Linked DNA regions of Mus musculus: region 2 is linked to region 1. Evidence: chromatin contacts called from ENCODE Hi-C or POLR2A ChIA-PET data. All regions are on one chromosome and are shown on one strand. Each heading gives the region's core, a stretch centred on a gene start or an enhancer-like site at or near the end of the contact. The rest is flanking DNA. Distances are from core to core; before and after follow the strand shown. Region 1 overlaps Gask1b (golgi associated kinase 1B). Region 2 has its middle 84 kb from the start of Gm36569.

What was found. A loop is a pair of places that touch in the nucleus more often than their neighbours do. ChIA-PET counts read pairs that join two places held with the same protein, here RNA polymerase II (POLR2A).
Region 2: a loop to region 1 is called in a map of heart, with 2.6 times the contacts of the local background. The contact joins two enhancer-like sites. A Hi-C loop is called at or near these places in 3 of 37 maps with a recorded cell type or tissue (T-helper 17 cell, heart and left cerebral cortex). POLR2A ChIA-PET finds 5 or more read pairs at or near these places in 1 of 5 experiments (Patski).

Annotation. Positions count from the first base shown.
Region 1 is chr3:79,933,988-79,937,598 of GRCm38, reverse strand. Gask1b (golgi associated kinase 1B) reads right to left here. Exons shown (of 4, transcript NM_133187.3): 3 at 778-1,004. Among named protein-coding and RNA genes, the nearest start is that of Gm36569, 49 kb to the right of the region's middle. Within about 2 kb of position 1,263, at least 1 of the 3 ENCODE cell types and tissues checked has a DNase peak (open chromatin) inside an H3K27ac peak, as active enhancers do; it is heart, where a contact is called at or near this core.
Region 2 is chr3:79,968,720-79,972,206 of GRCm38, reverse strand. No RefSeq gene overlaps it. Among named protein-coding and RNA genes, the nearest start is that of Gm36569, 84 kb to the right of the region's middle. Within about 2 kb of position 1,971, at least 1 of the 3 ENCODE cell types and tissues checked has a DNase peak (open chromatin) inside an H3K27ac peak, as active enhancers do; it is heart, where a contact is called at or near this core.

The sequences.
Region 1 (3,611 bases), core at 14-2,513:
CTCCCGCAGCCCCTCCTTTGTAGTTTTCAAGATCCAGTCCCACAGGCTGTCTGCCAATAAGACTTCTGAGTACTCAAAAGCCCTCCTACCCAGTTTACAGGGCCAGCTGTCCTCTGGTGCCCTACCTTCCTACTATATTCATAACAGTCACTTGGGCTAATCATGAATCCAACATCCTGCCATGCCTATTAGTTCCATTGACATGCCAAATACTTTATTACAGACTTAGACATCTGTACTGTTCCTGCCATGTCCAATCCCCTGCTCTCATAAGAAAGCCTCTGCCATCTGATTATCCTACTCCTGACAGCCCTGCGCATGTCCAACCTCACCCACATGGTTTTCACAATGAAAGTTGAACCTGGCAGTGAAGGCAGACTGTGGAAAGAGCTGTGTAGGTGTTGTGGACTGCTCATAGATGTACTGTCTGCTCTTGGAATGCTATTTTTCTTCTTGGGAATCTCTATTCCCACACTTAGAGTTTCTTTGGAAATTAAATATATCTAACATAAGATGTGAGTCTTCACAAAACATTACTGTTTGTTAACAAACATGTGATCTTCCAAGATGTCACTGTATTAGAAAATGTACTCTTCATTTTGGATGTAACAGCTCCTTCCTGTAATCTGAGCCCTCTGAAAGCTGAAGCAGGAAGGGAACTGTAAGTTTGAGGTCAGCTTGAATGACAGTGTGTTTCAGAAAAGTCTGAGCTACACAGAGAATTTCAGAACACTCTAGAGAGTGAGATAGGCTTCCCACAATGAACACAAAACTTACTCTCGGATGCCTTCTAACAACTTAAAGTTTAAGTTATCTTCGCTTCTATCAAAGAAGCCCTTATTGTTTATGAAGACCAAATGCCTTGGGTCATTCTTTCTCTGGATAATGTGTGCTAACGTCACAGAAGTTTGGTCCTCACAGTTCGACCGCAGTCCATTCTGTATACAGGCATCTTCCTTTCGAGGTCGGAATCCGCAGCAATTTGTATCCAAGCGATTATAAATCTGAAAAAAATGGAAATGAGAACAAAATCCAAGATGCTGAGCAAAAGCTTGGGAAAGTCTGAACATTTCCAAAGAATTGGGAGCTTTCTGAACAGCTGACCTGCCAGAACCCATGCAGGCCAGGCTGCTTTAATGAAAAGCAGCTGCTAGAATAAGTCCGTAGTTCAAAGCCCTCTGACTCACACAGCGTCCTAAGCAGTTCCAGCTTCAGCTAACAGCAGATCGTCCAACTCAGGCGACCCCGCCCTTGATAGCCACAGTGCCCACAGAATCACATGCAAACATGTGGCCAGCAGAATCTCTGACTTCCTCAGGAAGGAGAAGACAGCATAGTATTTCTACAGACCCAGGGACTAGCTCTTGGTTTCTTTCTGGGATTGGGCCCTACAGATTCTTACTACTTTACTGGTTATAAAGTCTACTGTGCTGGACTGTAGTATTGCAGTAGCTAACCTGAAATAGAACTCTACAGAAGGTATGAGATCCAACAATGAAACATCACTAGATTCTGAATATGTGACAAAGTTATAAAGACTTTAGGGGTTTGTTATAGTGGGAAGAACTAGAAAAAAAAAGTTGCAAAGTTGACTAGAGTATTGCTTAATGTCACTTCTTTTGATCAAGAAAAAAGTTATATTGGATAATCAGAGTGAAGTAAACTTGAACTCAGGAATCTAGTCACCTAAACTCAAACCTCTGGTCTTACACCTGATAGCTACGCAACCTAGTATAGATTCCTTCATGTCACTGACTCTGTTCAGTCACCTGCATGCTATGACTTATTTATGTTGTGCAGTTAGTAGAAAGATTAATGAAATACTGTACACAGCCCTAACAGGCAGGGCTGTCCAAGATTATGATGCTGAAGCATGACATTGTTATTTGCAAACATGTTGGACCACAGTCACAGCTATCCTAAAATGTATGTGGCCCTGTGCCACAGGTTAGACACACTTAATAGGGCATACAGTCTTTACTTTAGATCTAAATGCTTCCCCCAAAGGCCCATAGAGCAGAAATTTAGTTCCCAGACTTACACTGTTGAAGTGGTAGAAACCTTGAAAGATGAGACTCAGTAGGTGGTCTTAAGTGATCCATTTAGGCCACAGAAAGGGATGAAGACCCTCATTGCTCTTCTTTGATTCTTAGCTTACTCTTCCCTGTACCACTGCCTTTCCAGAAGTCCAAACTCTATGAGGGCAGCCAGCTAGGGACTAAAGTCTGCAAAACGGTGAGCCAAGCTTAAACTGGCTAGAGGTCAGTTTTCATAGACACCATCATATGTTCATGTTCAACTAGATTAACACTCATGAAGAAATGAAACATTTTTTGACTATACTAGAATAAACATTTAGATTTTAACTCTTAAGGATGAACTTATTTTTTTTATTTCTTTTTGTTGTTGTTGTTTTTTTTTTTTTTTTTTGGTTTGTTGTTGTTGCTGCTGCTGCTTCAGGCAGTATTACTCTGTGTAGCCCTTGCTACCCTGAAACTTGCTCTGTAGACCAAGCTGGACTTAAACTCAGAGATCTACCTACTTCTGTCCCTCTTAAAGATTCCAATACCTATCTCCCAGCAGTGCCACGAGCCTTTAACACAGGAGACAGAACATAGGGGAGAATTATGATCCAAACTATAATGAAAGCCATGAATGTTGAATGAATTCATGTTTGATCTTAAGCTCTCATGGATTTAAGCTCTGTCAGCATCTCTGTAACAATTGTATTTTATAGTTGATATTTTTAAACCTCATGAAAGCATGAGTAATTAGAAACTGGAGAGAATGACAGAGGGCATATTTTTTATTGCCACCCCCTCATCTGACTGTTTTCTACAGTGTATTCTAAAATGTTCTCTATAATCTAATTTTGAATCATGAGATATTCTGATGATTTCACCAATTCTCTGACAGCCTGCTGTGCTAGGCAAGTCTGACCAACACCACCGCTGATGATAGGTATTTATGACCAGTTCCTCTTCTGGGAAATGATGGCTACTGATGGTATTCAGATTCAAACATGTACTTGGTGAATACATTGCCGTGTGCAAGTGTATGCCTATGTATGCCTAGGCATGTACAGGCAAGGCCTCAGATAATGTGTTTTATTCAGTTCTGCTGCTCTCTGGCTAGAGTCATGCACATTCTTATATTTTTGCCCTTGTATAATAATGGCTTATGTAGCTATAAAATCAGTCTCCAAATCGTCTCAGAATTTTGTCATAGTTTTCTCTGAATTACCATTCAATATACTAAGGATATTGGTATAACCCTTATCCCTTAAAGTCCCTAAAAGTCAGCATTATCTGCTTGTCATCTGGTTTAGGTGTTTGCCAAATGCAGTTCTGTGTACTTTCAAGATAGTGCGCCAATTTTTAAAGCCTAATAAAGCACATCGCGCATAGCTGTGAACCCCAGATGATATTTTAATGTGCTTGTTCAGTGCACACATTAAAGCAAAACACTTAAGCATTGCAAAAGTGCCCGCAGTGCCAGTCTGTCTCTGTTCTTAAGTGGGCATCCTGCAAAGAAGCCTATTGTGGCTAAATGTCTTCAGGTAAGCAATAAGGATGCCAATCACCATTACTGTTTGTTTGAATTCTTATTAT
Region 2 (3,487 bases), core at 722-3,221, 34 kb before region 1:
AATAGAGGTAAACCAATTCAATCTTCCCTCTCTGCCAGCCAGGAACACTAATACCCACAGGGCTTAATTTTTTCTTATAGTTAAACCTATTGAAGACAAGGCCAGATAACCCCAAGTATCAGTTGGACCGCACCTGGTTGCACTTCTCAATTCAATATGATATTTATATTTCTCCAAAATACACATGAGGCAGTTTGTTTTGATTTGCATCCCTGTCCCTGATTATAACCACTGCAGAAGAAACAGTTCACAATTCCGCCTGCAACAAAGGAAGCCTCCTTTGTTATCACTCTGGTGCCAAGTACAATGTAGGAAGCATTTGCTCTCTGCCCTAGCTAGTAAATAAACTGATGAGAGAAGGTCCCGGCATCTTCCTTGCCCCAGAGAGCTACCTAAGCATCTCAGCTCTGCTTCCTCACTGCAGCCCTCCCGCATTTCAGCGTTTCAGTTGCCCACAGAAACCACTGAAGGCTTTGCTTGGGCAGCTGTCGGTGCCTCGCCCTGAATATTGAACAGACAGCTACACATAGAAGAATCACCGTCCTAATCAAATAATGTTTCATGCCCTTGAAACTTGGCAATAAAATTCAGATTGACTTTTTTGGAAGTTACGCCTTCTCCCTGCAATGCATATAACCTATTTCCCATTTTCATTTTCTGTACCATAAGAAATTCCAAGCACCATCCATGGCTTCATAATTGCAGGAATGCATTTTTATGAGGACTGTGATTAATTTTCCTCCATCTTTTTTTTTAATCAATGGGGAAACATTTTAGAGCATGAATCTCTGCATCACTGACTGCATTAAGCTGAGTATCCACAGTCAGTGAAAAGGATAAGCCATTCAGTGGAAGCAAAGTCTAGTTCCATTAATGGCAAAGCAATTGAATCAATCCTGTTTTGATCGAGTTGTGAAGCCAAACAGTTCTTAAGGATGTTTGAAAATATGAATTTTGATGAGAAGGATTAGACAACTAATACTGAAGAATAGAGTCAATCTTTATGAAGTAACTTGGATCTCCCAACTCGGATTTTTAACAGAAAATAAAATACAGATGTATTATCTTTCTGGAAATCACTAAATAATAGTTTTATTTCCACTTTTTTCAACCTTCCCAGTGACATAATGTAATACAACATTCAAATAAGAACTCTAAAATTAGGCGTCCTTTATTCAAGGACAGGCATTGTAATTGACTAGCTCTGTCCTTGGATAGGGTAACTTTTATAAAACCTCCTCAATTTTCTTGTCTACAAAACAGAAATATGCTGTAGTTCCTTCCTCCAATTATATTTTCACAGATGCACCAAGACCATAAATATAAGACAACTTGGTTAATAAATGCCCAAGTTCCCTCAGCTACTTGATCTTAGTGAGGGGAGTGGCCATACGTGGACCCTGTTGGAAGTGCAAAGGGAAGTTGTAAGCATGGCTACCCACACTAATCATATCTTTTCTTTTCCAGCAGCAGATATGGGCTACCACCTTATCTATCTTCCTGAAACAAGTCACATATAATGATAGTCGGGTAACACTGCACATATATACATGAGGTTACTAACATGAAGCTGTGAGAAAAAAAAAAAATGTTGCTCATGTCCTACAGTTATTTCTGTCACTAAACTACATGCTGACTGTTTTTGCTCTAGCCATCATTCAGAAATTTTACAAAACCTACCAGAGAGAGGGGAGAGGTGAAGTTGAGAATTCACGTACTTGCAAAAGGCAAATATGTAATTTATAAACATCTTTCCTGTCCACAAATACAGCAGATGTTTTTCATAATTTTCAACTGCAAAGGGTCTTCTAATTCCCATGAAGTCCTTTATAAGAGTCAATTACTTGCAACTGGATGAGAAACCTGTGCTCTGTTCTTGGCAGATAACCTTGGCACTGGCAACTGCGGAAGCAGATGCTGTCTGCACAGCTATCCAAAAGGAGTAAGGTATACTCCAAGGTCAGAGCTAGCTGAAAAACACCCCAATGAGGGAAAGTACAGAAATGACGGATAGACCACAGTGTTGGGAACCACTGCCTTAATGGCTGTATCTGCCACAGTGCAGCAGAGACAGGCACCAGAGGAAGCAGCAAGCTTTCAGAATCTGCCTCAATGAGATCTTCATTGCAAATTGCCAGATCCTATCCAGTCACTCTTAAGGTCCTCACAGTTCATTCCAGCTTGTGAAACACTTCAGATCTTACCATTTATATTTTTTAAAGATGTATTTATTTATTTTATGTATATGAGTACACCATTGCTCTCTTCAGACACCAGAAGAGGACATCAGATCCCATTACAGATGGTTGTGAGCCACCATGTGGTTGCTGGAAATTGAACTCAGGACCTCTGGAAGAACAGTCAGTGCTCTTAACTGCTGAGCCATCTCTCCAGCCCGATGTTTCTACTTTTCATTAAGAGCATATAATTTTGTAAATGATTAGTTAATCCAACTCTAGTCTGAAAAGCAAATAAGTAACCATGACACTCATGCAACAGTAAAAACCAACCCATCAAATATCAAAGGGCAGGAAGTCAGTGTGACGCTGCCTGTGCTGCTAGGGAAGAGGTCTCTGAAAGGGCTATCTCAACTCCCCAACAGAGTGTAAGAAGAGTCACGTGAGTGCTCCCACAATCCTCTCTTGCCCCTAGTTTTATGGTATACAATAATCTTCAGAAAAGAAGAAAAAAATGACAGAAAGGTTACCCAGAACCACTACTGAAAGCTGATCAAATGATTAATTTGCTCTAATTTAGATTAATTCTGCAGTAAAATGAGAAACTGTAATGATTTATTAAATGAGTAGATAAATGCTTTCTGACCCTATTGGGTGTGACTAAATAGTAATTTGACCTCTCATTAGGTCTTATTTGTCTGGCATGGTTCATGTCAGATCAGTTACAAAACACTCAGATGAAGGACTAGGGGTGTAGCTCAATGGTTGGTCATTTGCCTACCATGCATCAGGACCTGGGCTCAATCCTTAGCACCAAACTTTAAAAATAGAAATTCCCCCAGAACAATTCCCATGTTTTAGACCTGAATTAGCTTCTACCACTGACCAAAATACCTGAGAGCTACCCTGTAAAGAAAGAAGGCTTGTTTTTAATTTGCAGTTTCAGAGAGTCCAGTCTATTGTTAGTTGGTCCTATAGACTTTGGTAGAGCATTATGACAGAAGGAACTCAGGATGGATAAGAAATATTCATGGGCAACCAGGAGTGAAACAGGAGGCACATAGGGATAACATAGCTCCCATGGACCTTCCCCCCAGTGCCTTACTTCTTCTAGTTCGATCTCCTAAAGATACCAGCTCCTCCAAATTAGTGTCACCGACTAAGAACCAAGTGTTCCTATCATGAGCCTATGAGAGGCATTTCCTATTCAAACCATATTGTAAAGCTCAGTCTTCATGCTCAGATATGGAGGAGAGAACAGTATAACAAGGGGACCAAACAAACACATCAACTCACCAGAGGAAGCATGG